Linked DNA regions of Mus musculus: regions 2 and 3 are each linked to region 1. A link is a loop called in an ENCODE intact Hi-C map of the cell type or tissue named here. Cell type or tissue: heart. All regions are shown on one strand. Each heading gives the region's core, and the rest is flanking DNA. Links, peaks and the distances in the headings are about the cores only.

The links. Peaks named below come from ENCODE experiments on the same cell type or tissue, not always from the same donor. Only the 100,000 strongest peaks of a DNase experiment are listed, where the experiment ranks them.
Region 2: it touches region 1 in a loop (2.7-fold over the local background); 2 of 42 quality-filtered maps call a loop at or near these places.
Region 3: a loop joins it to region 1, with 2.3 times the contacts of the local background. A loop is called at or near these places in 3 of 42 quality-filtered maps.

The regions. Positions count from the first base shown.
Region 1 is chr1:162,309,031-162,319,807 of GRCm38, forward strand. Dnm3 (dynamin 3) reads right to left here. Exons shown (of 21, transcript NM_001038619.2): 7 at 9,551-9,693; 8 at 4,531-4,666; 9 at 2,362-2,429. Among named protein-coding and RNA genes, the nearest start is that of Gm39688, 66 kb to the right of the region's middle. In heart, for the core only: a CTCF peak has its summit at 4,786 (motif pointing left); no DNase peak of the experiment used is centred there; H3K4me3 peaks cover 304 bases; H3K27ac peaks cover 1,306 bases.
Region 2 is chr1:162,215,678-162,226,454 of GRCm38, forward strand. All of the region lies in intron 14 of Dnm3 (dynamin 3), which reads right to left. It overlaps Dnm3os (dynamin 3, opposite strand), which reads left to right and starts at 1,946. Exons shown (of 1, transcript NR_002870.2): 1 at 1,946-9,873. It overlaps Mir199a-2 (microRNA 199a-2), which reads left to right and starts at 2,137; the gene lies at 2,137-2,246. It overlaps Mir214 (microRNA 214), which reads left to right and starts at 7,691; the gene lies at 7,691-7,800. In heart, for the core only: no CTCF peak of the experiment used is centred there; a DNase peak (open chromatin) is centred at 1,974; H3K4me3 peaks cover 3,659 bases; H3K27ac peaks cover 4,129 bases.
Region 3 is chr1:162,086,805-162,097,581 of GRCm38, forward strand. All of the region lies in intron 15 of Dnm3 (dynamin 3), which reads right to left. Among named protein-coding and RNA genes, the nearest start is that of 2810442N19Rik, 87 kb to the left of the region's middle. In heart, for the core only: a CTCF peak has its summit at 5,854 (motif pointing left); DNase peaks (open chromatin) are centred at 6,667 and 7,467; H3K27ac peaks cover 649 bases.

The DNA of each region.
Region 1 (10,777 bases), core at 1,062-9,061:
TGTCTGAAAATTTTCAGAAAAAAAATATTTGTGTATACAGAACACTACAGACAGTATTGTTAACATTTTTTTTCTCCAAAAATGCCACGTAACAACTATTTTCCTATAGCATTAGATATTTCGAGTAATCTAGAGATAACTCAAAACATAGAGAAACTGCGTGTTTGTTAAGTGTACATAGCGTGCTATTTTATATGAGAATGCGCATCTGTGGACTGGGCTAGCTCTGGGGAGTCCCAAGACCAACACCCAGTTGATTCCAAGAGGTAATTTACTAAGTTTCCATTTACCATCCCTAAAGAATTTCAAAAGCAGCCTTACTCTTAAACAAGTAAGCCCCCCTTTTTCATGGTGAAACAATGGGGCCCCAGAATCTGCTCTTCCAGCAAGGTTTCTGCACTACAGAGGGGTAGGTGGCTCTCAGATCAAAGTCCCTGGGTACTGAAGGAAGGGTGTGACTGAAGGGGAGTCATCAATAACTTAGGTGACACACAATGCCTAAATGATGGATTTATAAAATCAACAAATAACAAAAATAACAAAAATCTTCTTTTTAATCTGGAATTAATTCAAATCTGATGTCATTGTATGCTTTTCTCATGTGAAACAGGAAATCAGGGAAGCAAATAAAAGGATAGAAGAAGTTATGTGTGTTTTATAAACAATGGGAACTGCAGCTGTGGGGTTCCATTGTTAAGTACTTGCCATCCAACAATCAGGTCTCAACTCAATCCCAGTGCCTAAGAAGTTAGGTGTGCTGGTGTGTGCCTATCATCCTGGCATGGGGAGCAGGCAGGGATGGGGGAGAGGTCCTTCTTAGACTGTCTTCTCAATATCTCATCTTGGCCCTGTGTCAGAAGCTGAACCACAACAGGCCTCCAACAGGAGGACCCCTCCTTCGCTTAAGGTAACCTATGAACCATGAACCAGCAACCTATGTGGGATTAGCTTACTCTACATGGGCTCAAGAAATGTGTATTAAAAATGTATATCATAATTCTAGACCATATCACTATAGGCTGAGGATGCATGTTTCCCCTGAGATCTGTGTGTTAAAATCCAGCATACTTGATGTCACAACATTATGATGTAGGGCCTTTGGCAAGAAACTAGATTGTAAGGGTGAGACTTTCAGGAACGAGATTCAGGTCTCATGGGAAGAGATGAGAGAGTTTGCCTGTCCTCCTTCGACCACGTACAGACACTGTGAGAGTTGAATGGTATACAAACTGGAAGACGTCCCTCACCCGGCCAGGTCAAGCTGGAGAGCTCTTGTGATTTTATCCTCCAGAACCATGAGAGACAGATTTCGTTGCTGATAAGCTACACTGTCTGTGCAGATTTGTTATCTAAAGCCTAAAAATACTAAAATACAAAGTAAGAGAACAACGCTACTCTTGATGATGGGAAATTCCGTTTCTAGCTCACTCCAGGCCATATTCTTGCCCCGTCACTCCAGTCTCCTGACCACACTGCCTGCAACGGCCAAATGAAAAACCCCAGCTCCCCTAAGACCATCTCTCTGCACCTAGCCATCCTCTGCTTCACTCCTGCTACTCTTCCTTCCTCAACGCTGCATTATTGTCTTCTACCCTTCAGGCCCACTGCACAAGTTCTTCATATGCATGTACCTATGTGCTTGTATGCTTACACACACACACACACATACACACACACTCACACAAACACATGCACATTCACACATACACACACACACTCATACACACTCACTCACACACACACACACTCACACATATTCACATACACACACACACACTCACACACATACTCACACACTTATACACACACTCACTCACACACACATTCACACACACTCTCACCCACCCACACATTCACACACTCACATACACACATACTCACACACACTCTATCTCACACAAACACAAATATAGGCATATAACACACTGTGATTGAAATTATTTATTTCATAGGAATGGTTCCATTGAAAAATAATCACCCTTCTTACTCTTTCCCAATTTCTCTCCACAACCCCAAATTATTCTGCCAGTTCTCCATTGCTTATGAGCATCTTAAATAAGCAAGACCCACCCCCCAGGTACAGAACAAACAGAGACTTGTTCACCTACTCAAAGATAAGTAGGATGCTCAGTTCTTATTGGAAACAGTACAGAAAGGTTTTCATTATTATTATTATCATCATCTTTACTAAAATCTCTCTAGCAATATAGAAAATTAGCACTAAGCTAAAAGCCAAGATTTTCTTTTTCTGACTTCTCACTCTCTCCTTTCTTTTGATGATGAAATACTACTTTGCTAGCCATTTGAAATGCTCATTTTCTTTGGGTAGCTTGAAGACAGGAAAAAATGTGGGTCACTTGCCTGATCCCATGTATGTTTTTGATTGCGTAGCTTATTTCTCTTCTCAGTTCTTTCTCATTGAACTCCATCTGCAGATGCAAAGCAAGCTACGGTTATGACACTTAATTCTTTTCGATAATATTATTGAATGGTATAGAATGAGGATAACCTTACTGTTATTAATAAATGGATACTCATGTCCTTTGTAAACTAAACCCAGATGGTCAAAACATCTGTTTATATGGAGTTCAAGGCCACATGGAACACTGGGGATTTCTGGAAGTTCCAGAGGATCAGTGTGTGTGTGTGTGTGTGTGTGTGTGTGTGTGTGTGTGTGTGTTAACTCTGTTACATATGGGGAGTGCTGTGCATAAGGAATATCTCCTGGACATAAACCCAGCCACTCATTTGAAACACAGAATTATTTTTTGCTGAATGTACTAAAGTGGAGGCCACAGGAGAATGCATAAATGAGAGTATTTTCTGATGGGTGGCCACAACACAGCTGTCTTTTCTTTCTGACCATTTTAAGCACCTGACCATAAGACCTCTTTATAAGAGGAAATTAATAATACCTTATGAAGCCAACACAGGATGCATTGCTATATAAATATTTCCCAGACGTCCTAGGCACTACAAATCTACTTGGAAGTAGGATCAAAGTGCCATAGAACTTAGTCCCGAAAGGCACATCCAAAGAGCACCGGATTCAGTTTGACAGGGATGCAGCCGTTCCAGCCTCGCTCGCTGTCCATTTCCTCCTTTATGCTCTCTGCATCTCAGAGTAACAGCTTGCCCTAAGCTTCTATCGTATCCTGTGGCTTCAGGGTTCAGAGTCTTTGTCATCCCTTCCTTTGTGTGGTCAACATTTGTGCTCCCTTTCCCACCTCTTCCTGCTTATCTGACTATCCTTCCAAACTCAGCTCAGACGGCTGGCTCCCTCGCATCCTTGGGCTGGGATTCATGTCTGTGGGCAGTGTTTCCATGGCGCCCTATGCTAAAGTTTGTCACTTTGCTTAGCACATTTTAATAAAATGATCTATTTATCCACCTTCTTCCCACACCAATACATAAACATTCGCCTCCTCATATTGAAAAAGTGGCACAGTCCCTAAGCTACTCAGCTGCTGTACTGAGCAACCCCCCCACCCCCACCAAACGCAAACAGCTCTCGATCCTTCCTACCCACTGATACTTTCCATCAGTTTCCCCATCTGATGGGCACCATCATTCACTCAATGGCAAAAGACAAACCTTGGGGAGGGATTTTCAACCTCTGGTTTCTGTCTCTTGAATCAATCCCAGCCTGTCAACTTTACCCCTAAACTCCCACAGTCCTCCGTTTCCCTCCATTCTTTCTCCTTACATCATTTTGACTGAGAATGTACATTTCAGAGCTTCCTCCTTGCACAAGATCCCTTCCAAGACCATGTGCCCAACCATGTGTTTGTAATTTTGCTTTCTTTGTCTCTAAGGGACTCCTGCGATTGCAGAAGCTTCAGGCAGAAAATGTGGTCCATCCATCTCTGGTTGGGCCCCTCCCCTTCTTTACCACATCTACTGCTTGCCCCTTGGTGATCCAGCAGGCACAGTTCTCTTTGGAGATGATCAGCCCAACTAGATAACAAACCCCTGTGTAAAGTCCTCCTGTTGCTTTCCATTGTAAATGGTGAACAACTGCAGCCAGGAAAGTCCTGGATGCACAGCTTCATCCCTAAGCGAGCCTCTTCCCAGGACTTTTCATAACACTGATGTCTTTGTGCCAGGCTGGTCATGGATAATAATGCCCTTCGTCACCCAGAGGGAGCCTATCTAAATATCCCATGGAAAGAAATCTGTATCATGTCACCATAATAACACTTGAATTTTTCTTATGTTATCTACTTTTTTCATTGTCCTTACTAGATAAATTCAACCCCTTTCTTTCTTGGTCACTGAGACTTTGGTCCATAGGGGAGTCTCAGAAATATTTTAAATTAGACAATGGATAGATATCATGGAAAACTGAAGTATTGTTTCTTGAAGTATTCTCTATGAACTCACTGAAATCAGAAAGAATATTTCAAGGACAAAGGATTCGATTCCAAGGACTCTGTTGGTCCTGTGATAGATCACAGTACAGCGAGAGAGCTGCAAGGGAGATCAGGGAATGCGGTGGGACAAAGGGAGAAAAGAACATTAGTTACAAACCTTCACTATCTCAAAAGGAAAGCGTTCGTGGAAAATGCGGTTGATCTTAGCACCGCCAGAGAGCTCTAAGGTGTCTACTTGATCTCCTGACCCTTCGATTCTCTTCTCAAAGTCCACAGCAAACTGTTGGACCATCCTAGAATTGAGAGAGAGAGATAAACCCGGGTTAAAATTAGTTAACATCACAGGGCTCTCCTGTCCCTGATTTTACTAAGGGTGTAGCTTAGACTCCTTTCCTGGTGTTCTTAGTGACACCTACTGGTTGAGTTGGCACTGCACATCATTCAGCTGTGACAAGGAACAGGAGATTTATTTTACACATTTTAACTAGAGTAAATATTTTAAATATCGTTCTCTTTAAATGGGTGGTATCCATTTGTGGTTATAACCTGAAATGGTATTTAAGGAACACTTGGATTTTAAAAGTTATGTAATAAATCTTAAGTAGAATAGTCAAGTGAGCCTCCACTCTGGTGATGTCACGCCTGCCCACTCCCAGCTACTGCCACTGAAAAACCCACACACAAGCACAGCTGCACACCTACACACACATCTACTCACCCAACCATCCCCCCCCCACACACACACAGGGCAGACGCCTTTTCTCCCTCAGTCTGTCCTCCTCATCCTACAACTGTGTGCTCTGAGGGTGGCCAGAGCTTTGAAAGTCATCAAGACACAGTCTCCCCCACCTTCAGATGCCACAATTCATAGGAGATCCTGGCCTGCATATTCAATCACGTGCAGGACATATATTTTCTTTTAGCTGTCTCAGATCAAAACACCTAAAACGTGAACTGCTTAAACTGCTTTCCTTCTGGGTCTGGAGTCTGTTGATTCCCCTATCTTGGCACAGCCATTGGCAACCCCTTCTTGGATTACCAAGGTACCTGTAGGTTTCCATCCTGATCCTAGGATTCTGCCCAGGTCAGACCCTACACCGTCACAGCCACACAAACCTGGCTGGTTTGCTTTTCGGTGCTTTCCCGCAGTTTGAGTTAACCCATTATGTAGGATTCTTTGTGCTGTGACCTTGGCTGTTCTTGAGGCTGATCTCTTGCTCAGCAACATGCACCATCTGATCCAAACACAAAGAATCTACTGCCCAGTCCCCACACGTACCATGTCTCTGTATTTGTGTACGTGCTTTGAGGATTTACAGCACCATTGACTCCACTCCTTGCCTGGCTAATCTCCTTCTGTTCTCAAGAACCAGCTCCAGTACTAATTCTTCTGAGAAACCCATGATGCTCGGTGGTCCTCAGCCCCCACCAGCATCTACCACTGCCCAGATGAAGGGATCTTCTGCTCCTTCAGCCTCTTTCTAACAAAATATTTATCAGACCACATCACCACTGCTTGCTTCGATGCCAGCAGCTTCCTGGAAGGCAAGGGCATGCACCATATGGGCAACATATAAGAAATGCTTAATAAATATTTGTCCTGTGAATCAATTAACTATCTGAAACCATCTGGTGAAAATAAAAGAGAATAAAAAATGTATTCCTGTTTGTGATGATTACTTGGTTTAAGCAATTCTAATTCTGACATCCTAGAAATACTACTTTCAAATTCAAAATCGAAGCGAAAAATATTTTCAGATCTTCTGAAACCTGTATATTTTTACTGCCAAAATTTGATTGGATACAGTGGGTTACAGTAATTACAAATTATTTAGCCATGCTCGTGTCTGCTGTTTTTAATGGTTTTTGTCAAGTACCTGAAAAGTGGTGGTATATGCATTAAAACACTAGAAATTTTTACAAACTTCATCTCTGTCAATTCTTTCCCATCCACCTCCCACTTAGTGGTATTGGAATAAGCCTTCCCTGAGTCCACTCTATTCTCTTCCCATCCTCCTTAAACCTAACACACACCCCTTGTACTTCAGGGTCTTGAGCATTACCTCCATCTGGGAATTGATACCTCTCTTCATATGCACCTGACTCCTCCTCTGGGCTCCAACATTCTCTACTTATGATAAACAGCATTTATCAGCGTCTAACACAATTCATCATTTATATGCTTGTCTTGATGATCTTATCCTTAAGTGCAAAGTGTCACTTTCATTGTTGGCTTCATGGTGAGTAATGCATAGCCAGAGTCTGAGTACGGTGCATGAAAGGATGGCAGGAAAGGGGAATGAGGAAATGTATCAGGAAAGACAGGAGCCCACGCAAAAAGAAGATGAACCAACAGGCTAGTCAATGATCTGATTGAATATTCTACAGTCAAGACCCATGACATGACAGAGGCAAGGACCATCCTAGCATCCTAGTTTCAGATAGTTAGAGATACTGATGTATGACCTCAATATAAATACATTTCTTTTCTATATAACTTGAAGAATTTTTATGAGTTTAACCAAAGGCTAGGAGAAACAAACAAACTTGGAAATCATTCTACTCTTTAAAAAAAAATCATCTTTGCCATGGTATTATTTTAAGTGAAAGACAACATGATACAACTAAGATGCCACTGAAACTTTCTGAATATTTGGAAATCTCTTTTAAAAAAAAACTGAAAAACCACCAGTTCAGTACTGTTGTGACTTCTGACCAAAGCAAGAACCATGAACGTACTTCGATGCATCCTTGCACATTTGAAGGAAGATTATATTCCCCACTCTTTCCAAAGAGCAGTAACAGTAGGGTACTGCTAGGTCTACGCCCATCTGAATAGACAATGAACTTCACGTTGTAGGAGGACACTACAGAAGTCATCAGGTTGACTAAGTAGCCCAGGTTTACAAAAAGAAAGATGTCACATTGCACTGAATGGGTACAGCAGAAAAGTGCTAATGGCATCACTGTCCACGCAGGTGCTCATCCCAGGAGGTTGTTATCACCAGGCGAAAGCTGGACTACAGTGGGAAAAAGTTCCTAGAACAGGAATCCAAATCTCGCCAAGTAGGGAAGAAATAAGACAAATATAAGGAAGAAACTACTGGCAAGAGTAGTGGATCAGAGGGCCTTGTGCACACAGATAAGGACTGGAAAAGCCAGGAAAGTTAAACATGAAGGCTTGTCTCTTCAAAGGAAGGAGATGCTTGCCATTCCACACAGAATTCTGGGAAGGGATTTAGTTTATGGCCTGGTGATCTTTTGCTATCTGTAGGGCCAGGCTTCACCCAAATATTATGTCTGTTCATCCCAGACTTCCCACCACCCCTAAATCTTGAGCATTTCTTCTCAGTTCATAAAAGCTATCCTTATGAGAGATGTCACTTATAGTTCCCAACAACTCTATAGCCTGCATAACTTCTGTTATCTTAGGGCCAGGCTAATCCTGACTCCCACTGGCATTCTGTTTACCTCAGTCATTCTCCCCAGACCCTCATCCTTATCTTGAGCAGTGTTCCTGACTCAACAGAAATTGTCTTTATGGAAAAGGCCATATATATATATTTATATGTGTGTGTGTGTGTGTGTGTATATATATGTGTGTGTATGTATATATATGTGTGTGTGTGTATAGTCATATATATATATATATACATATATATATGAATATGAAAAGAGTTTCCATACAAACATGTCTTAAGCATGTGGGACTCAGCTCATTGTCATGAGGAAATTTTTTTCCAAATTTGTGCTGTGCTTAAATATGACTAAAATAAACCAGTGTCACACTCCAGAAATTTGGCCCAATACCACTAAATAAATCAGAGTGGACCGAGTTGAATTCTTGTCTCCCTCACTGCCAGCCATGAAGCTTGCAGGCACACACACAGTGAAGACACAGGAAGAAAAGAATCTTACTTACCACAAAGTGGTTGAATGAAAAAATAAAGGAATTAAATTTTGCTTGGGGGTATAAGAAATAAAGTGCCACAAGGTCAACCAGGGAAATGGTTTAGTTGCTTAAAATGTTTCCACACAAGTAAGAGGAGCTGAGTTCAGACCCCTAGTACCTACATAAAAAGCCAGGCCCAGTACCATACACCTATAATCCCACTATTGGAGCAGGGAAGATAGGAGTCTCTCTTGAGCTTCTTAGCTAGTTTAGCTAAATTGATGAGCTCCTGGTTCAGTGAGAGATACTGTCTCAAAGAATAAGATAGAGAGCAATTAAAGAAGACATCAATGTTAACCTCTGACCTACTCTTTCTCTCTCTCTCTCTCTCTCTCTCTCTCTCTCTCTCTCTCTCACACACACACACACACACACACACAAATGCATGCCCACAATGCATATGCATATATATATATATATATATATATATATATATATATATATATATACATATATATATATATGAAACAATACACACAAATATAAATAAATAAGTAAAATAATAGTACGTTAAGAGATATCAGCTATCATCATTGATGGATCACTTAGGTGTGTAGGAATGCTAGACCTTCCAATTGAGTCAGACCTAGTGCAAGTTGATGCACACAGATGAAGAGACAAGTGGAGTCTACAGGAGTCAAAGAAGAGATGAAAGGAGCCCGTGTTCTCTAGCACTCTGCTATGGTATCTTCAAATACCCCAAGAATAAAGGAGGGATGGCAAGATCGTGAAGATGGACAGATCATGAAGGCATAAAAGCTCTGCTTGAGCTTTTAATCCCTGAAGTTTAAACAGCCAGAAAGGGAAAGGAAATTGAAATGTAATCGCTTTTAAGTAAGCCTTTTATTCTCCTGAGATATACACAGGGACAAATCATGTGAATATTGGAAACAAAGATAATAAAGCAACATCTATAGATTTAGTTTAAAATGTAAAAGATATGCTTATCTCTACTGACTTCTGAGGCTAAGAGAGAAAACCCTGCTGAGTTATCACCTCTGGCTATGCTTCCTGACTGAATCCATGGAGATAGGCAACTGGTCAACCTTGTAATAACAGTAAAATCAGCAAGTGTTCCTTGTGAAAACAGAATGATTCAGGGGATCACTGTATCACACATAGAACCTCAGCTATGCTCCTTGCTGCTTCCAGAAAGCAACATGGCGAGCATATGCAGGCCAGGCAAGCCGTGTCAAATGAACAGAGGAAGAGAGAGGTGACCCACTGCAGCAGGGCTTTGGTCTTCCTTGTGGGGTCTTCCGGTTTGAAGTTTTTGAAGGCTTCCACTTCATGTTCTATGGAGAGCAGCTGCCCCTGTAGCTTGTTCCTGAAGTTGGGCAGAGTATCTCGAATATGGTTGGTAAGTTGCTAAATAAAACACAGCAAAATCAGACACATATATAAGCATGAAGATCAGTGTATGACGTAAACTTCAGCCTCCATTGTTGCCTCTCATTATCCAAGTCCAAACAGGACTTTCTGTCTCTGCTGTGGGCATATACATTCAGCATTCCCTTCTGGATCCATAAATAACACCCCAGCCTCAACACACCCAAATTAACTACCCAGTTGTTACAGTTTGAATCTGTGGTTTCTTCAAATGCCCAAAAGCTTGGTGACCAACCTTGAAAGGTTGTTAGAACACTTAGGACATAGGTGTTCTTCTACTGGGAAGAAGTTAAATTGCGGGAATCATGCCCTTGAAAGCCATTGAGACTTTGGTTTCTTCTTCAACCTTCTCTGCTATGAAGGCTCAGCACAGTAGAATCAGATGACCATGAACTGAACTCCAAAAGCAGTAGCCAAAATTAGTCTCTTTTCCTTGTAAGTTGTTTATTTAGGGTATTTTCTCATATCTGTGAAAGCCAACTAGCACACCCGACTTCTCCTACAGGTGTCCAACTTCCTAATATTCTGGGAATGTGGGAGTTAGTCTGGTTAACTAGTTACCCACTAAAGATTTCTGTCACCCATCACAAGCTCTATTGTGTCACTAAGTTCTCGGCTCTTGTCAGCATCTCTCAAAGCTACTAACCCTGACAAAGACCGAGCTAGTACATTTTTTCACTTTCCTATTAACTGATCTCCACAATTTTAAATCTATGTGGTCTACAATTAATCTTCCTGCCTATGATTTGAGTATTCCTTTAAACTCACCAACCTGACCTTTTTATTCTTTTTATCAAGTCTCTTAAACCACTCTGTCTTTCTAACAGAGTGAAGATATTTGAAATAACAGAGAGCACTTACATAGGAAAGGAAAAATCTTCCATACAAAATCCAGTCAAATTTCATTCGGTTATGTCCTAACTTAGTGATCACCAGGAACCTAAATAGGTGAATTGCACCCTTCAGGTTTTCGCCTATTCAAAACCTACTTTATTTCTAACTTTATATTTTTAAGCATACTAGTGAATTTTCTCTAAGATATCTCGTAATCTGTTTATAGTTT
Region 2 (10,777 bases), core at 1,902-9,901, 93 kb before region 1:
TGAGACAAAACCATAGAGCAGTCTGGTCAGAACCACTTTTCATTTGCCAACTCCTGTTCCATGGACAGAAACTGAAGTGGGCAGAAGAAAGGCCTTCACTATGTGCAGCAGAAGCAGGCCTAACCTGGAGTGATGGATTCCAAGTGAACCACCTCTCACCAGCCCATGCCTTCTGTAGGACTTAGTACGACAGACATACTGAGGACCCAGCAGCATCCTCTTGCAATCAGACCATTAGGTCACACTTAGTCACCCTTCCATCATTTCCAGTAATCACGTAGCAGCCCTGAGGGAAACGGCAGCTGACTCACACTGCGCTCCCCTAACCACTCTCAAATAGTCCCTAAAGAAGGAGAAGGAGGCCGGTAAGAAGACACTAATAGGAAGCATTCCCCTGGCTTGCATCAACTATTTAATCCTGTGTCAACCTGGTGTATTTAACCTGACATAAACCTCTTTGCTCTATCATAAGCTTCTAGATAAAGTACTCTGACTTAATCTTCTTCACAAGGGCTTGGGACCACTTTTGAACCGTTTGTGGTACATCAATTTAAAAGAAACCATGTTAGGAAAAAATAAATAAGTTAAGGCGGCTCTCACTTGAAGCATTTTGAAACAGCCAATATAGATTTGTACATCTCAAAAGTGTCATAGAAGGCAGGTACAAATAAGTTGTTCGGGCTCTAATTCTTACAAAAATACTATAGCCCTTCATCCTGTGAGTTAGATTTAGAAAATCTCCCACATTGTGACCTCTACAAGGCCAATTGATAAAGCTCTTATTTGAGACAAAAATCTAATATCAATCAGAATACAGTGGAAAACAAGTTAGGGGACCTCATGTTCACAACATTCAACAGCCTACATAATTTGAAACAGTTAACAACTGGGACAGAGGACTAGAGGCCAAGCGAGCTGAGAGTTTGTAAGTGGTCAAGCTTCACTGGGCCAGTTTCAACAGATTTACTTAACCAGAGATAAACCTCATCATCAGAACACCATGTAAACAAAACAAAAGTATTCAAACAGAATTGGGAGTAGCCAGCAGGATAAAACAATGCTGTCCTTAACCGTGTGGCTCTACCAGAGGGAAATGTTCAGAAAAGAGCGGTACAGCAGTGTGGGTGCTTGAAGTCTAAACTTTTTAACATTTCCTTAGGTAAGGCTATAGAACGGCATGCAGAGAGCCAGCCAAGAGAGCTGAGGGAGGGAGACGAGGAAGGCCACATATGGAACTAATTACTCATGGAGAGGCCATGACAAAGAGCATTTCTCCAGACTTTTCATGGGGGCTTCACTTTCAGGAAGTTGCTGTAATTACTGCTCAAGTCTAGAGCAGCCTGCAAGCTGCTGACAGGTCCAGCAGAAAAGGAGGAGGAGGAGGAGGAGGAGGAGGAGGAGGAGGAGGAGGAGGAGGAGGAGGAGGGAGAAGGGGGAAGAGGAGGAAAAGAAAGGGGGGAGCCCCAACTTATCTGACCTCACTAAGGAGTAAAATACAAGAAAACAAAGTATCGCAGGAAAGTTAAAAAAAAAAAAAAAGGCCTCGAAGTTTGCCTGCTTAACAGTGTTTGACTTTCTGCTTACTGCTTTGTCATCTTTCTATCTTTAAATTACTTCTTCAGCCCAGATCAGGCAACAAATTTGTACTTCTACTCTCAACTCACTTTCGGTTGGCCACAGCAGAACTGTACATCTTGCCTTTTTTTTTTTTTTTTACAGCTTTTCCATACTGGGGCCCCACTTCCTGCCCAGTTGAGGGAAAAAATCTGGCCTGAAGATGAAATGACTGCTTAACATTACACGAAAACATCTGGTACCATTTTATGCACAGACCCATGTCTGAGAGCAGGCGATTCTAGCGGTCTCTCCAGCGGCACAGCGCATACCCAAACCTCCCCAGGGTGACATCATCCCATATATGGACTCTCCAGCCCAGCCCTCCCCCTTTTCCTGGTCCTAAATTCATTGCCAGTTCCCTAGTCTGCTGCAAATGTGCCACGTCAAGACTGGAAATCACAGCCCTTTAGTGTGTCTCAGTCGATGCAGCAGACAGGGTTCAGGGGGGAAGCTGAACAAGCCCCTGGTGCAGGAAGACAGGCTCTCCCCAGCCCCGGGACAGGATTTTCCACACACCGATGGAAGCTTCAGGAGATCCTGCTCCGTCGCCCCAGTGTTCAGACTACCTGTTCAGGACAATGCCGTTGTACAGTAGTCTGCACATTGGTTAGACTGGGCAAGGGCCAGCAACGCCATGGACGGCTGGGGACACAATGTGCTGCTTCCAAGGAGAGGACAGCTGGGTGCTCCTTTGTTGAATCTCATATCCAGTGTTTCTCTTCACAGGTTTTGCAAACTAGGGACCAAGAAGCCCTCAGGGACTCTGCCAGGGGAGAGGACTGCTCCAGGGAAGACCAGCGGGTAAGGCCTCTGGGATTGCGTACCTGGTCTGTGATTGGGGAACTAGATAGAGATCCCATCACCTGTGTGAAGACGCTGGAGACACTGAGCTAAGGGACAGATAACCGTGAACTTAACTTTCAAAAGAGCAAGGTCGTATGGTAAATTGTGATTTTCTGTGTGTTTTTTATAAGTCTAAATGTTGATCGTTCAAATGCTTTCTTAAATGTAAGGGTCTTCCGCTTCAAAATAAAAGGTGGGGAAAAAAACCTCACTCCAGACAAGTAGCAAAAACTGAACGAGACTTAGTTTTGAATGGTTGAAACTGATAATTCAGAGACTTAAACTCGAGCATGGATGAGCTATGTATGCAACCTCTAACACTCCAGGAATGAATGCATTTTGCCCTAAAGGAAAAAAATGCAATTTTCAAAACTCTTGTATGAACAGGGAGCTTTTCTGTTTATCTATATAATAGAAACACCAGAAATAATAGTACCTAACGATAAGAAGCAGTCTAGTCTTTTGTTTTTTGCTTTTTTGTTTTGTTATTTTACTATCAGACAATGCAAACGCACTTAGCCAGAGATGAGGGCCCAAGTGCCAAACCCACATCTTACTGACTCAGCAACTTAGCAGGCCAGGGGAATAGCGCTCTGTCTTTAGTGGGCTCACTAGATAACATTGAAATTGTTCTTCTAAAATCCAAGAATGGCTGATACTTGCTGGTCAGCTGAGCCTGCTGGCCCATCTTTTTTTTTTTTTTTTTTTTTTTTTTTAACAAGGCTCTCACTTGTCCTGGGCCTTTGAAATGATAAGGCACGTTGTCTAAAAAGATGCTGATAAAACAGGAATTTGTAAACGAAGGCAAAAGTTTTCTTTGGTCAGTTTCCAGCTGTCCTGGAGGTGAAGGAGAGTGGGGGAGGTAGGCAGACTGGAAGCAAGAAAACTTCCTCTGGCTGAATGAAATACTGAAAGAGAAAATACTAGAAGAATCTGGGTCACTAAGTAAGCTGGGAGGTTTGTATTGAGCATCAGCGGTGGCTCCGTTAAAGAAAGTTCTGGGAGAAAATGTTGCTGCTGTACCCATAAAGTCTCGCCTTTCATTTATTTTCACCCCTGGAAAATTTCATTCCACATTCTATGGGATGAAATATTATCTGCTCATTGAGCTTTCTGTGCAAAACGAATACACTGTCTTTTGTCTTTTAAAGTGTGAATCTTTGTCTAAGTTACACATTCTCCAATAACCCAAAGGAGAGTGCAAACTCTCCTTAGTAAAATACTATAGTATAGCTGCATCTCTGAGTTTTCTTCTTACAATTTTTATTTTTAAAAAATTATGCTTCATATAATCCCAAAACTGGTATCTTGGTCATAAAATTTTCTGATGAATTATGGCAATTAAGTAAGAAATATAGCGGGGGACATTTAACTGCTTGTCACTTAGGTGAAACAGGCGAGGCACCATTCATTGTTCTGTGAGAGTTGAAGAATCTTAATTATTTTTAAAAGAAGAGTTGAGATTATATATATATACACACATACATATCACTTTGTTTGCACAGGAAATTAAAAGCACTATTAGTTCACTTATGGAAGTTGTGTGTCTCAGGAAACACACTTTCTTGACTAACGCGTCACGAAAGAGGACAGAGAAGAATCACTTGGATCATATTTAAGATTTCTCTAATTTTGAGGGCCTATTGTATACTAGAAATAATTGAATTTTATAACTTGCCTTTATTTAATGATATTTAATTTAAAATTTTCTCTTCATATTAAATGCATTTTTTTTAATTTCAAGAAGAATAACCTTTCTTCACAGGTCCCTTCCCTATTTCTCCCATGGGACAGTTTTTAGTCTGAAGATACAAAGGGCATAAGGGTGATTCTCCTGTAAGTTCAACAGTAAAAAGTAACAATTTCTTTGTAAACCCGGAGTCTCTGCCTGTTCTTGGTTGGAGTTCTAACACACCATTTTCAAGGAAAATTCTAAATGAATGAAGGAGTGTGGTACTTAATTTTAAATGTATGAGTTATATTAAAAGTACAAAAAAGTTGTTTGATAACCCTCTGCTGTATGAAGACATGGTGTTAAGCCTGTGTGCTGGTGGATATATCCCTTATAGACACTTTAGGATAAAAATAAAGATATCGATTCCAAAATAATTAGAAGAATGTCTAATTTTATTCCAATATTACTTCCAAAGAGGATATACAAATATTTTAGGGATGGTGGAATCTAGGGCAGAAGAGAGTAACCAGCAGCAAACATCTTGCTCTGGATAGTATGGTAAGTCTAAATAGAAAAGTGAAACATTGTAGGTGCTCATAAAAAGGAAACTGTTTGCAGGGTTTGTCCAACCTTAACGTTAGTGAAAATTGCACCCTTGTTTCTTATTTCAGAGAATCAATGATGGATAAGCTAGGCTAGGTACTGAAGTCAAAAAGATTTTTTTCAACCATCAGAGAGAAAGGAAATTCTAAGCTGCAACCTCAACTCCATCACTTCAGAGTCTAATTTCTCAAAACAAGGTTTTTTGATTTTTTTTTTTTAACCATAGATCTCAAAATCAAGGAAAGTTTGTTTGTACGGAGACAAAGTGTGTCACAGATCGCTCTCGTCCAATTAGTTAACATGCTAGCCCTCCTTCCTGCTTGCCCTTGAACCTTTGGCTAGGAGAAGGTATTTGTTTTTAAAAGACAATCTCCCCCACCTTTTGCCTATGGACCACCCAAGTATTTCACTCCACGGGAAAGAGAAAGCTTAGGCATAAAAGATACTACGAAAATAATGTGCCCTCTCCCCCTTGTTGGAGTCTAAAGCTGATATGGGAAAAAGAAACTGCAAGTTGTTTAAAAAGTTTAAAGAGTCACTCATCCACAAATGTTCATTATCACTGAAGGAAGCTTATCATCCAGTGAGTCTGTAAGGGAACTGCTCTTTAAAATCAACCTTTTCTCTTATCTCATGACAATAGCCTACCCACCACCATGATGTCCAAATAGTAACTATGAGACCATCATATAGAGATCCCAGCTTAAAATAAGCAAGGGGGAGGGGGGCAGACTCTAGCCTGAGGCAAGTGAAGGTTGAAACTTCCCAAATCTTTCTTTCTTTTTTTTTTTTTAACCTTGGTGTCCTGCAGATGATGTCCATGTAAATATTTAGCCTCTTTTCAAAGGACTTAATACTGAGTTTCCTTTTTTTTTTTTTTTAAGTCATCTGAGTTAAAGAAAATCATCAAGTCTTTACTTCATATCTTCTGACTTCTTGTGAAAGCCAGTTTATTACAGTTGGTGTGGTTCAAGTTTCCTGCTGGATGTTTAGGAGAGAATTATTTTCTTACATTTCTGTCTTGGGACACGACACCATCAACACATTATCACAGACTATGACAACTACATATTAATGTTTGCATCTTTTAAGTAGTCACCAAATAAGTATGGCTTGGGAATGCAAGGTGGCGGGAGTCTTTCTGACTTTTTTAACGTGTCTAGAGCAGGTTTAAATTATAAATTATAATTATAATATTAAAAATTATGATCATGCTACATATTCACTATAAATATTTTTAATCGATCAAAAAATAAATTGTCCCCAAATCTCATGAATAAAATAATTATTCCCCCTGCCACCTTATTTTGATTAATTTTTCTCTTCAGAAAAGCCATTATGATAGTTTAGCCTCAAACATTTTAGATAGCATGGTATAAATAAAACTGCTTCTTACTGAAGGATAACACATGGACTCACTGTTTTTTGTATTTTTCAGGCTGTACCGTTCCTTTACTTGAGCAGAGTAAACTGGATCAGATTACTTAAGGGAGAGGGGAAAGCAATACAGAATTATAGTAACTTTTAATGGCTGCTAATATATTCTTCGTAAGTGAATCACTCTATTATGCTTTTCTGTTGTACTGAATGAAACAACAAAGGAAATAGTATTTCAAGGTATTCCATTTTTGTATACTTGACTTTGTAACTACTTGAATAGCAGCCAAGCTCTTGTGCTCTGAAGTGTTGGACAGAAGCACACGTTTATCTTCTTGAACTTAAAGAAGTCCAGATATAGTTGCACTTATCAACTCGGTTAAAAGGATACCATCTCTAGGCACTGCACAAAAGTTCAAATGTGCAGCAAACTGTTCTTTTTCTCATTCTCAAAAAAGATTTTATTGTTCATAAAACTTCTGCCTGCATTTTTTTTTCTTTTTAGGTTTTCCAATTAAAGGTAAATAAGGAAGTATTTGTTTTCTTTAAAGATAATCTCTAATGTATACCTCTTGGATAATAATGTATTTTGTTTTTAAAGAAATTCCAATTTTTAGACTTTCAACTCTTTGGCTGTTTTTGTGTTTAAAATGACAGTGAAGTTGTTAAATATCTCTGCATATGCAAATTGACTAAGTATGTTAAAAATAGCAGAATTCCTGACTCAGCAGGATTGCAGTTTGCTTCTGTGTACTTAACACAATTAATTCAGATTGTCATTTTGGATATGAAGTGAACTTTCCTTTTCTGTGTTTAAGGTCCTACTCTGTAATGATATTGTATTAACAACATCAAAAACACATTCAGAGCACTAGTGTGGGAAAGAACATTCTAGATCATGACTTTGATTCATGGTCTCACCCTGCTTGTTAATCAAGGGGGATAGAAGCTTATGAACTCTTTGGTTTTCATATGGATATTATAAAAAGAAAAGAAAAATTTAAATACATTTCTGTTGCTTGGAGAGATATATATATCCAAAATCTGTTAGGTGGATTGCCAGACACTTTAGGCTCATTAATATTTTGAGAATGGCTGCTGTTACCATGTAGATAACAATATATTTTTTCATGGGCAAGGCTATGGCACTTACCTACTCTGAAAAACATGTATAAACATAGACTTTAATTTCACTATTAAGAGATGCAGAGGTCTTGTGAAAAGAAAAAAACATATGGTTTGATTACTTTGAATTCTGACTGCATGAGGGCCAGTAACAACAGGAACTGGATTTTAAAAGTTTATGTTGTTATTTTTTTTTCCTTAAAATCATGTGAATTTTCTGTTTTTGACAATTATCCTTGTTAGCAACATTTGGATCAAATGTATGAGTGTACTTCTGAATAAAGCCAAACGTCTAACTTCTTTTTAGTTCCATAATGTTTTAATGTTTAATTCTATTGTGTGTTTCTCTCCTTTCCCTTTATCCCCCTGTCCTTCCCCCCTAAATCACCAAATCTGGAAAACAGGCTGATTGTATCTGTCCCTGAGCAAAGGAAACCTGAAGGACCCAAGGGCCTGGCTGGACAGAGTTGTCATGTGTCTGCCTGTCTACACTTGCTGTGCAGAACATCCGCTCACCTGTACAGCAGGCACAGACAGGCAGTCACATGACAACCCAGCCTGAATGACCACCAGCCATTGAAAGAAAGCTGCCCTCACAACATAGCATCTACACCAAGAGCTACAACCACAGTGAGGGGGTTGGGGGGCCTGGGGTTTGAAACTGTTGGCTTATTAAAAGAAAAACTCGTATGTAATCCTTTGATTTTTTTTGATTCGCATATTAAAACCTACCCGAAGTAAAGTGAGTGGTGCCTATGAAGCCTAATAAAGCCCATTTCTGAAAATGCTCCTGTGTCTGCCATGGTCCTACTGCCTCCACCACACTCTCGACATTCACTGCACACACCTTTGCTGCCTCCTGACACTGACGTGAAAACCAATTCGACAAAACCATTTGGCTTCAGTTGGATGTTTGTCGAAGAGGAAATTATTCTGCTGGGTCTTGTCTATAAATGATTGTTTATTTGTACTGTAACTTTTAAGTGGGGGGGGGGGGAGGGGAGAGAGGGGAAGTATGGAGAGAAGAGACAGAATAAACAAGTAACAATATATTCTAAAGGATCAAGTATTTCAAGTTAACAAACTGCCAGTCTGGCCTGGGTAAAAGATATTTTAAAATATCCCTAGTAGATTTTTCACTCATATTCAAATAACAGTTTCTCTTCTTGGGATAAACAAGAATATTGAACCGTCAATATTTCTGAGTGCTATAGCACACACAGACTAGCTACCATGTTGCTGTTTAGCTAAGAAAGCTTTTCTAGTGCAGTCACAGGGATAAAATATAGAAATCTGATTTGCTTACTTGGGATCTATGTTTCCAGTCACGTAAGCTCTCAACCCAAGATTTTTCAAACCCGTTGATAATTTCAAAAAAGCAAAGATAGCCCTGCATGACATATTTTGCCCTAATTTCTGAGGAAATATCAAAGTTTCTGTTCTGACATGAACTGGAGAAGTGGTCAGGGCTGGCTTTGTATATGAGCATTTAAAAAAAAAAAACAACAATAAGGATAACATGCAGAGACAGGTAAATTTAGAAAATTATTCTATTTTGACCTTGTTTATTAACATATTTTACCTTTCAATGTTTCACATTTAACTTTTTCTTATATTCTAATCAAGTTTTAAAATTATAATCTGAGGCTACCCCAAACTATTTTGTAATGATTGAAATAACAATCTCAAGCAAACTGCCTTGCCCACAGGCCTTTCATTTTTAAAATATAAGATTTAATCTTAAGGCTAAGAGTTCACAGTTTCCAAATTTTCTGAATTCTATGGTATTTGTACTAGATGTGACACTATACTTTCTTTAAAAGAAAGAGTCATAGGCAAAACTGTGTCATGAAAATATGAATAAAGTTAAATGTCTTGCATGTAAACAATCTGGACTCACAGAAACTATATCCCATGCAAAAAATGATCTGTTTTGCCTTTATGAAACTCGTGAGGAATTAACAGGGCTTTTTGCCTTAGAGGAAACTCCCATGACCACCCAACAGAATGCTGAATGATACATCACAAAACGTGAAGTATAAACAGGAAGTATAAACTGTCCATAAGGCTATTTGCATAGTCCTACCCAACTTTAAATGCTTTACAGGAACTGCAGCAGACACTACCAGAGCGCTCATGATGAGTTATTCTTCCAGGGCAGGAATGTACCCCGTTCAGGGTGACACAGTGTCCCAGTCAGAACACGAAGGAACTGGGGGTTAACAGGGATATCCAGCATAATGTATCAAATAATTTTTCCATAAATCATAAAAAATACCCTTAAAAACGTTTCTGACTCTGCTCTCAAAAGCCTTGACTGTCTTATATGCACCTTAAATTCATAAAATAAGGCACACTTGAGATTTTATCCTTCTGGGAAAGGGGTAATATAAAGAATGTGGACTTTGCAGCATTAGATTTGGAAACAACAAACAGTAGTAGTCGGTTTGTAGTTAAAGGATACTTTGAGTAATTTTGAAATGGCACTGGCCATTACCGTGTATTAAATAACACTTATTTTATTTCCTAAATCATAAATCTTTGGAGAATGCCAGGATGTGGAAATAATCAACCTCATATTTAAAAGCACAATGGAAGTTACTTTCTATAGGAATAAAAATTACAAGTATGAAGATGGAGACTTTTAAGTTATATACGTCGGTGTTTGGTGTTTATTTGGACTTTAAAAAATGAAAATAGCCAAGTCTGAGCTGAGCGAAAGATTTTTGACAAGGAATGTGGAGCATTCAGTGGTCTGGGTGGCCTCCTCCATCACTGGGGCCCGCTCCTCCTGTTGCAGCTAGGCACGATTAGAAAGGGCTACGTGAGAAGGCAGAGATCTCAGCATCCCTGGGCCATGCATCCCTGTGACTTTGCTCTCCTAGTTTTGCACATCCAGGCCTACAGCTGTCACTTTCTTTCCTATTTTCAAAGTTATATTTGTCATCTGCGAGAGCTGCACAATAAAAGCAGCCCTAAGTAAGCAGCCCTATAAGGGAATGATATAATCTCCTTATCAAGCTATCCAAACATTTCAGCCCACAAAAATGAGGCCTGTAATTTCTTAAGAGTTCCAAGAATGTCCTGTTTCAATGCAGATTTTGACTTCCTTCAGTGGAGCAGGGTTAGCATAGCTCCGCTGGAAAGACCGTTTCCCTGACTCCAGTTTCTGTTACTGTTTCATTCTCTGTGCTGGGTGGGCCACAGATGTAGAATAAGAATTGGCAACCAGCGTCGCTGTATATGAAGGGGCAGTTCCTTCTCTTTGGTTAATTTAACTTTGGGAAAACTTGCACATTTAGATGTGTGTCTATTTGCCCACTTCTTGGGGAATATTAAGAAAAATGAAAGCCTCTTCCCCTGAATCACAGTATTCCTGTCTCTCAAAATGTAAACCTTAGAAGTATTGTCAAGAAAGTTTGCCAAAAGGGTGTTAGTATAAAATTATCAGAAGTAATTTTTTAAGGTAAGTTTTTGTTTTATTCTTTTATCTTGACTAAATTCCCCAAGAGTTTATATGTGGAAACTAATAATGAG
Region 3 (10,777 bases), core at 879-8,878, 220 kb before region 1:
CTGGTGATTTTCAGCTTGGCTTTTTCTACTGTTCCCATTGCTAGCAGCCATGGCACAACCAGATATGATGCAGATATTTTTGATATCTGTACACCACACTTTTGATATCTTCCACACCTCACTTCATTTTACTACCCAGGAGCACCTTCCTTTGAGACCAGTCATCACCATGTCATTGGCCTCCTCATCGGCCCCCTCATTGGTCTTCCAGCATCATATTTCCCTTTGCATTCACTCTATGTATTCAGTCACATGGCTTTCTGAAAATGTGGCTCAGCTATTTTACTGTAATGGCTATCTGCATTCAGGAATAAAAACTTCGGGAGTTGTCTTAGGGTTTTATTGCTATGAAGAGATGCCAGGACCACGGCAACTCTTATAATGGAAAGCATTTAGTTGGGTCTGGCTTCCAGTTAAGAGGTTTAGTTCATCGCCATCACATCGGGAAGCACTGTGGCACACAGGTAGACATGGTGCTTGAAAAGGAGCCAAGGTGGAATCTCAGGGTTGTTTTGATTTGCATTTCCCTGATGATTAAGGATGTTGAACATTTTTTCAAGTGCTTCTCTGCCATTCGGTATTCCTCAGGTGAGAATACTTTGTTCAGTTCTGAGCCCCATTTTTTAATGGGGTTATTTGATTTTCTGAAGTCCACCTTCTTGAGTTCTTTATATATGTTGGATATTAGTCCCCTATCTGATTTAGGATAGGTAAAGATCCTTTCCCAATCTGTTGGTGGTCTTTTTGTCTTATTGACGGTGTCTTTTGCCTTGCAGAAACTTTGGAGTTTCATTAGGTCCCATTTGTCGATTCTCGATCTTACAGCACAAGCCATTGCTGTTCTGTTCAGGAATTTTTCCTCTGTGCCCATATCTTCCAGGCTTTTCCCCACTTTCTCCTCTATAAGTTTCAGTGTCTCTGGTTTTATGTGAAGTTCCTTGATCCACTTAGATTTGACCTTAGTACAAGGAGATAAGTATGGATCGATTTGCATTCTTCTACACGATAACAACCAGTTGTGCCAGCACCAATTGTTGAAAATGCTGTCTTTCTTCCACTGGATGGTTTTAGCTCCCTTGTCGAAGATCAAGTGACCATAGGTGTGTGGGTTCATTTCTGGATCTTCAATTCTATTCCATTGGTCTACTTGTCTGTCTCTATACCAGTACCATGCAGTTTTTATCACAATTGCTCTGTAGTAAAGCTTTAGGTCTGGCATGGTGATTCCGCCAGAAGTTCTTTTATCCTTGAGAAGACTTTTTGCTATCCTAGGTTTTTTGTTATTCCAGACAAATTTGCAAATTGCTCCTTCCAATTCGTTGAAGAATTGAGTTGGAATTTTGATGGGGATTGCATTGAATCTGTAGATTGCTTTTGGCAAGATAGCCATTTTTACAATGTTGATCCTGCCAATCCATGAGCATGGGAGATCTTTCCATCTTCTGAGATCTTCTTTAATTTCTTTCTTCAGAGATTTGAAGTTTTTATCATACAGATCTTTCACCTCCTTAGTTAGAGTCACGCCAAGATATTTTATATTATTTGTGACTATTGAGAAGGGTGTTGTTTCCCTAATGCACAGGGGAATACCAGGGCCAAAAAGGGGGAGTGGGTGGGCAGGGGAGTGGGGGTGGGTGGATATGGGGGACTTTTGGTATAGCATTGGAAATGTAAATGAGTTAAATACCTAATAAAAAATGGAAAAAAAAAAAAAAAAAAAAAAGAAAAGGAGCCAAGAGTTCTATAGCTGAATCAGCAAGCAGCAGAAAGCAATTGAGCTAGTGGGCCTGACTTGAGCTTCTGAACTCTCAAAGCCCACCCCCAGTGACACACTTCCTTCAACAAAGCCACATTTACTCCAACAAGGTCACACCTCTTAATAGTGCCACTCCTTATGAGCTCAAGGTGTTCCATTTCATTCAAACCACCACAGGTATTATGTTCGCTCACAAAGCCTTCTAGCTGGGAGCTGCATTCCTCCCTGGAACCTCCGTCCTTCCTTCTCTAGCTATAATGTCTCTTTAGGTTTCTGAAGTGTCAGCTATGCTGGGTGAACAAAAGGGACCTGCACACACTGCTTTCTGCCCAGCTCTCTTTGCATGGCAGTTGCCCTTTACTGGGCTCTCAGCTCAGCCCCTGTGTACACAGGCACAGCTCCCTGACATCCCTGCCAGGCCAGCTCCCTTCATTGCCACATCCTACTCAGCTTCCTTTCCTTCCTACTTCTTATGGAAGTGCTGATTTCAGAATTAATTTTTTTCTCTCCTTCATCCTCTAGTCTTTCCTCCCACCTTGCTTCCCTCCCCTCTGGAGTCATTCATACCACTCTGTCTTTTTTTGTTTATTATGATGAACGTCTGTTTTTCAGTTCATGTGGTACACATCATGAAGATGGCGAGTGCATGTTTATGCTCATCATTTTATTCCCCAGAGGATTTTGAAAAGATTGTGGCTTAATTTTATTCTACTTTCTCTCCACTCTCCACTCAAGTGAACTATATCTGCTGCTCTCAAGTCATGCTGACATTAGGATTGGTGTGAGCGCAGTAGAGTAGTATGTGAGTGAGAGAGTTTTCTTACTCTGAGCTGGACAAGAGCTTATGCCCACACCAGTGCTCCAGGACAAGCACAGAGCAGACCTTCAGCAGTACTGTCCCTTAGTGATGGCAGAACTGTTCAGTGTGCCCGATCCTCTGGCTCTAAGGACCCAGGCTTGGGGAAAAAGATTTCTCTACTCAAATGTAGAAGAAAGACATCCCCCACCGTGTGTGATAGATGGCACATAGACTATTTCCCATCCATGGTGAGTGGAACGTTGCCTCTGCCTTTCCATGTTCATGGGAACCGTTCGCTCAAAGCACCTACATCTGAACCTCTGCCACAATGAACCAATGAAATCAGAAGCACAAAAGATCTGACAATCAGAGAAGGAGGGAGGGAGGGAGGGAGGGAGGGAGGGAGGGATGAAGGAAAGAAGGAAGGAAGGAAAGAAGGAAGGAAGGAAGGAAGGAAGGAAGGAAGGAAGGAAGGAAGGAAGGAAGGAAGGAATCAGAAAGAAGATGCTTTCTGCTTTTGGGAAAGCAGAAACCAGGAGAGTAACAAGGACTTGACAAGGTACATGGACAGACCTCCTGAAATTGTGGTATAGACAGTTTAAATGTTAAATAGATACTGCAAGAAAGAAGGATAGATCTCTTTCGAGATTAGAATGTGCAGTTTTGAAGATCCAGTGATGGAAACAGCCTAAATGTCCTTCAGCTGATGCATGGAAAATGAAAATTTGGTACATATACACAATGGAGTATTATTCAAAGAATAATGAAGACATGAAACTTGTGAGGCAATGAGTAGAGCCAGGTAATATACTGAGATTACCCAGAGCAGAAAGCCAAGCACCACACTTTCTCTTGTGGACCCTATCTCTGTATCTTTAGATGTCAGTATATCACTTGAAGTAACTGCAGATACCAGGAAAGTAAAAAGGGACCATGGGGTGGGGGTGGGGAGTTCTAGAGATAGGAATAGAAGGGTGGGTGCTGGTGCTTTGAAGGGGAAAAAGGGAAAGATGGGAGGAAGATTTACCTGGGATATGGGAGAGGGAGGGCAACATAGATGGAGAAAAGGGAAGGTGGGATACATAACAATTAGAATGTTTGAGAATATTTTCCCATTACATAGAAAATCAGTTACCATTCAGGTGACAACACATACACAGTGCTAGACTGGACAGACTTGAAAAAAAAATCACATTCTTTGTTCTCAAATGATGGTAGGAAGAAGAGGGAGAAGAGAAGAAAGAAGAAGGAGTTTCTAAAGGAAATAGTGCAAGCCAGGCATGGTGGCATGTGACTTTAATCCCAGCACTCAGGAGACAAAGCCAGGTGGATCTCCAAGTTTTAAGCCAGCCTGGTCTACAGAGTGAGTTCCAAGCTAGCTGCACATTGAAATCCTGTCTCAGAGAATGCAGAGATGAAAATGAAAATGAGATGAAAAGGCAAATGAGCCATATAATCATGGATGGTTCTTATATCCCAAAGGAAGCAAGAATATGACTTATGGAGAAGGTAATAAGATGTCGAAATACTTCCCATCTTCACAGTGGGGCAGTGGGAAAGCTGCAGGGGACTGGAAAGCCCTAGATGTTTTTACTACTTAGGAAAGGAAGGAAGGAAGGAAGGAATGAAGTGAGGGAGGGAGGGAGGGAGGGAGGGTTGGAGGGAGGGAGGGTCGGTCAGTGTCTATAGGGAAATCCTAAAAGATTGGAAAATCAAAGCAGATCATTCATATAGTTTAAAAGGATCAATGAAACAGCCAAGGCAAACATGACACAAAGGGTACACACTTCCACAGATGTTTTATCATCCCAGTAGCTACTACACATGATTCCAAACATTGGGAAATGGAGGAAATAAGTGTGCAAGATTTGCCCCCAGCAAAGAAGAAAGGGTCCAGAGCTCCAAATGCAAAAGAAACTGAGAAAATATCTAAATCAGATGTTTTATGCAACCTGACAATGAGATATCAGAGTATGAAAGAAATTAATAACATGCTAATAGTAAGCACTATTTCAATCTATTCAGAACTAGACTATCCAAGACCACAACAAAACATATACTACAGGCCAGTGAGACGGCTCAGAGGTTAGAGGCACTTACTAACAAGCTTGGTGACCTAAGGTCAAACCCACATGGTAGGAAGAGAGAGTCGACTACAGAAAAACATCCTCTGACCTCCACATGCACACCATGGCAATCACATGCTCCCACATACATGACCCCCCCCATACATGCATGCTCACGCACACATATACACATACATACATAAACTACAGCACTATGCTTAAATGAGTCACTTTGTGTAAAAGGCCAGTATTAACTTCAGGGTATAAAAAAAAAAATCAACTGATTTTCACAAAAGAGTAGAAATTGAAATGGGAAAATAATTTACATTAGGAGTAAAGCCTTTAAAATGTGTGGAAATAAATAATTTGATTATGTGATACCCAAAGCTGTAACAAGTTAGTGTGTGTATGCATTCTACAGATAGTAACACCTGGAGGTACTAAACACCACCTTTAAATGGCTCTGTGAATTTCTAAGTGACTCTCCATTAAATCCTTAAAATTTCTTTTCAATGAAGACATTGATCATCTCTTTGTTAGCCTTATGGATACTTTTTGTCTTAAAGTCGTTATTGACAGTAAAAACCAGATGCCAACATTCTATTACATATTACCCGATGGGCTCGCACTTTTATTTGCATTTACCCAACATTCACGTTTCCTTTTCTTTGTTCTTTTTTTTCCTCCCTAACTTTTTTCTACTTCAAAACACCTATTTGTTGAAAACTCCCAATAGTAAATTGGATATCATTTTTCATCCCAAGCTGTAAACCATCACCTATGAGTAAAAATGTCTCTCTGATGTTTATTTCTTGCCATGGCTGTATGTTTGCTTTTGGGTTTGTCATGCTGAGACACACATGGCTTAAAAAAAAAAAAAAAAAAAAAAAACAAAACCCAAAAACCTTTATTTTACTATTTCCTTTGTTTGTGTGGAGACATAAACTGCCTTTCTGGCTTTGACATTTTTTCAGCAGTTCTCAGTTCTAGGCAAAATTGATCATCTTCCAGTTTGCATATCTTGAGTTCATTGTTGTATACTTGATGCTCAGTAATAACACAATCACCCCTCAGGGGCTGGAGAGACGGCTCAGCTGTTAAGAGCACGGGCTGCTCTTCCAGAGGACCCCAGTTGACTTGCAGCACCCGCGAGGCGGCTCACAACTGTGTGTAACTCCAGTTTAGGGGGATCTACTGCCATCTTCTGGCCTGTGTCAGTGCCAGGCATGCAAATGGTACACAGGCATCCATGTAGGCCCATACACATGAAATAAAACGATAAAATTAAAAAACCCTCTGACTTATCGAAGTATTTCAAAGCTGCCTCTTCACTGCAGGGCATTGGCGGAGTTGCCTAAGTGTCTGTTGACCTAGATTATTTAAGTACAGCTGCCGTCTTTTAAACATTTGACTTTATTTTTACTTCTGAGTTTTGTTTTGTTTTGTTTTGTTTTGTTGTTTTTTATTTTTCCACTTAAGCAGTGTTTTGGGGAGGAACTTTGTATTCATCTTGAGGAAATATTTATTGTCAGGATTTCCCCATTTGGAACATTTTCTCTTGGACTCATTTCTTTACAACACAGCTAGACGTCTAGATTCCAGAGGGCACAACACCTGCTGTTTCCCAGATGCAGTGGTAAGCCAGGCCATAGGGGCTTCTTTAGGTTATTCATGCTAGCATGCAGGGGTCATTGATATGTATTTAATTCAGTTCAGTTTATGAGTTTTACAAGCAGTTGACAGACATCTCTGGTGTTTTTGGCTATTGAGGTACAGCAATTGATGGAGCAAAGCCAAAGAAAAAGCTCTCTCTCTCTCTCTCCCTCTCCCTCTCTCTCCCTCTCCCTCTCCTCTCTCTGTCTCTGTCTCTGTCTCTCTGTCTCTGTCTCTCTCTCTTTAACCATCTTACGAGAGGGGCCATCCCACTAGATCTCTAAGGCTACTCTGAAAATTGGGTCAAAAAGCTGTTTTCATAGATGAGGAAATAGACTCAGAGAGAGCTGTGGGACTTTCCCTGAATCACAGGCCAGCTAACCAGTACACCCAGAACCTCCCCCAGCCCTCAGCATATGACCTCTCTACAGCAGCTGCATGGGTGAAGAAATACATTAATGGATGAAAACACAGTGGAGCAGACTTGGTCATGTTTAAAATCATGTACGGTTTTTGGTTGTTTTTTTTTTTTTTAATTTTTGACCAGATCTTGATTTTTATAGAAAACACAGAATATAAACATTAAAAAGATAAGCCACAAGAAGTAGGGTGGGGAATTTCAGAGAAGCTGGGATGCAGCTCAAGGAAATATACTGTCCATGTCCAAGGAAAAAAGTTCACTCTGGGAAAATTATAAAGGCTACACCTTTGCTCCTGGGCAGAAAGGGGGATAGTTTATTTAATGAGAATAAAACAATACATTGCTTTTAAAGGATCTAATGAAGCCTCTACTGTTTCTCCAACTTTACTAAGTAGGCTTCCCTTTGGAGCTCTTTCCAACACTCAGCCAAGGCTCCTTTGAGATGCAAAGGTGTGGGGTGGGCAAAGCTGGAGACTGTTGTCTGGAGAACCCTTGGCCAGTTGGAAGGCAGGAGACGCACAGTCCACACAGACTTTCCACATTCTCTGTGAGGCTCTGAGGAATCCAGCTTTGGCTCCACCACACTGACCTTTCTCCAGGGTATTTTCTTTCAGGGGTTCTTCACACGGAAAATCTTATTTTTTTTCCCCTTAAAGGACAGCCAAATTCTTGAGAGGGAAAATAATTATCTGGTTGAAACATTAGAAGAAGGTCAAAGGCTTCTGGTGGCTTTGGCAGCTTTGTCTCTACCCGGTTCTAAAGCCTCGTCCTAGGCCGTGTCTAGACAGCCAAGGCGAGTTGGACACAGGTCTGAAACACTGAGCTGGCCTGATTTACTGGAAGGCTCATAAATTCTGTCCAGGAAGCTTCCAGGTTCTCACCACATGCTGTAGCTGTATAGATAACCCACAGCAATTTGTACCGAGTGCATTTTTTTGTTTAGTCTATTTCGGCTGCAATCATGCAGATATGAGTTTCTGAATGACTCTGCTCTGAAACCAAGTTATGTGTCCCACAGCTCGAAGAACTGAGAAAGTGGTTGGGGTGCTGAAAAGCGAGGGAGGGAAAGGCTCAGCCCTTAGGTAAAAGGCTTTTTAAGTGCTCTGCTGAAGCGAACAAGACCGCAGGATGAGCTTATGTTTTGATTAGACGTGAAAAAAATGTTCTTACATGTCAAAAGAAAGCTCCTGGCTGTTAAAAAATATAAAGTTTAATTCCCTTATTTCTTTTCCATGTCTCTTCAATCATCTGACACCAGCTATTAAACAATTAAGAACGGTGTTTCAAAATAATCTCTTAACAGATTCCTTTTTATAATTTCCGGGGTGTTTGATAACATAAATGCTTTTAGGAGTGGGATTTTGCTGGGACCCAAGGTCTCCAGATAACGCTAGAGTTTAACACACAGCACCATGTTGGTCCTAGGCAGGCTGCACAGCCTGACACAGAAAGGAATGAGCCCAGCTTCCTCTTTGCCACCAGCCATAACTATTCCTTCCAGTATCTGTGATTCTGAAAGGTCAGTCATGCTGTCTAGCTGACTAACTGGCAATTCATGGCTTCTAGCAAAGTCAGGCCATATTGTCACGTGCTTATTAATTTTTAGTCTTAAGAGTTTACAAGACATACATGGCATAATTTCATAAACTGTAGACTTTACTACTGAATTTAAGACAGGTTTAATTTATTATTAAAAATCTTGACTTAAGATGGGCATGGCAGCCAAAGATCTATAATATCAGTACATGGGAGATGGAGACAGGAGGATTGTGGGTTTGAGGCCAGCCTGGGCTACACTGTGAGACTGTGGCTGAAAGAATTCATGGCTTCATAAGCATAGCTCACAAACTTTGGAAGCCAAGAAAGTGTGTGTGTGTGTGTGTGTTTGTGTCTGTGTGTCCCAAGCCTTTCAGTGCCCAAGCCAACTCTTTAGTCAGTTTCTTCAAACATTTCTTAGATGTATTTCCTAGACAGTGTAGCATTTTTGGTTCTATGTTACATTTTAATATGGTTTTCTGCACGTGAGATTCGAGTAACTGTCACAAACTTCTCTATGAAATAGCATACATATACAATGAAGGCGTTCAATGCATTTTTTGCCATTTTTTTTGACAGTATGCTTTTCTTAATACAGGTTTGATAAACACAGTAATATACAATAGATAGAATATGGCTAGGGCCATGAACATTGGTTAACAATCTGGCCTGCACTGTTCCTTCCTCCCCTCCCTCTCTTTGTGTGTGTGTGTGTGTGTGTGTGTGTGTGTGTGTGTGTGTGTGTACTTGCTCATGTTGTCTGTGGAGACCAAAGGTTCACATCATGTGTCTTCCTCTATTCACCTGCCTCCACTTCTTTTTTGGAACATGGTTTCTCACCAAATCCAGAGCTTATCACTTAGGCACATATTTACATAACAGTACATTTATATACCAATGAAATCACCAGTGAGAAATTCAATTTTGTTTCCCTTTTGAAAATCTGGACAACTCAGGCTGGGAAATGGTGGTGCATGCCGTTAATCTGCCATTCAGTGGGAAGAGGCAGGCAGATCTCTGGGTTTAAGGCCAGCCTGGTCTACAGAGTAATTCCCAGGACAGCTAGGGCCACATAGAGATACCTTGCCTTGAAAAAAAAATTAAAAAAAAAAAAAACCCTGGAGAACTCACTGTGGGCTTTTGCTGATGACTGATTCTAGAAGCTTCTATGATCACTGCTCCCTTTATAACCATGTTTCTGCACACACCTGATACACCAGTCTTGGTAGACCTCAACTCCCTCTCTCATCTTCCCTTTCATCGTTTTTCTAATAAAACATCAAACAAACAATATTTTCCTTTAACTGCTGCATTCGTGGTGCTAAATGTACAAGCGAAAAACCAGAATTGTACTGTTGTTCTCCCTCCAAACTTGTATTTTCAATTATCAAATTGGCACCACCCTTTGCAGCCATCTCACCATAATTCTATACTAAATCTTTTCCATGTTCCAGATGATTATCAGTTCCTAGCTTTTCCTACCTGGAACTTTTAACTGTTCATACTTAGTTGATTGCCTTACTTCATGCTTTATGAGGAACATATAACCTATTGATGAAACTGATCACTACTCTTTCCAACAAATTCATCAATCACTTTCATTCGCAGCTGCAGAGTCTGCCTCTTGAGAGAGCTCAGATGATGAAATGGCCAAGCCATCAGCTTATGCTCAGTGGACCTTCTCTCCTCATGCCTAGTGCCACATACTATCTTTCTCCCTATAATCTCCACTGAACAGTTTCCTTTTTGTACTCCTTGATCACTTGGATAACACGCTCACATGCCTTAAAGACAACCATCTTAAAGCACAGTCTCTGTCCCCTCTATTCCCCAGAACTCCCCTACTTATAACAAATTTACAGCAAACACCCTGAATGTTATCCTCCATTTTCTCCCTTCATGTCTTCCTTGGGGTTGCCCCTGACCCTTGTCCCACTGGCATGAGTAAAATGATTCTGCTTTTAATGTAATACAGTTTTCATCCAAGTCATGGATTTATATCTATCTATCTATCTATCTATCTATCTATCTATCTATCTATCTATCTATCTATCATCTAGCCATCTATATCATCTGCATCTACATCTATGCCAAAGCAAGCGCCAACCCTTTGATTTCTATTGCCTGACTTTACCACAACAGTGCCATTTTGGTCACTGTCTCTCTCTTCAAGGATAATTTTCTCAAGACTCCTGTGATTCACATTTTCAGAATCCTGCTTTCTTCTTCCCTGACAATAATTTTATCATCTCTTTTGCTGTTTTCTTCAACTGTTTCAGCTAAAAATTTTAGAGACTGACCCCCCCTCCAACTATCTCCTTAGTCAGTTGCTCTCTGTCCACCCTTTTCTCCCCAATGTGACCAGAGGCTACATGGCAGAAAACAACACTGACAGTCCTCCACCATGAACCCAGATACCAGGCTGCTCATCTCTTCCATGGGTGACAATGGTAGCTCTTTATTATTCTTTACATTCTCCACACAGAAGCCACAGTGACTATCTGAGAGTCCTCATACTGTGACTAGAAAAGTCTGGGCTCTCTCTT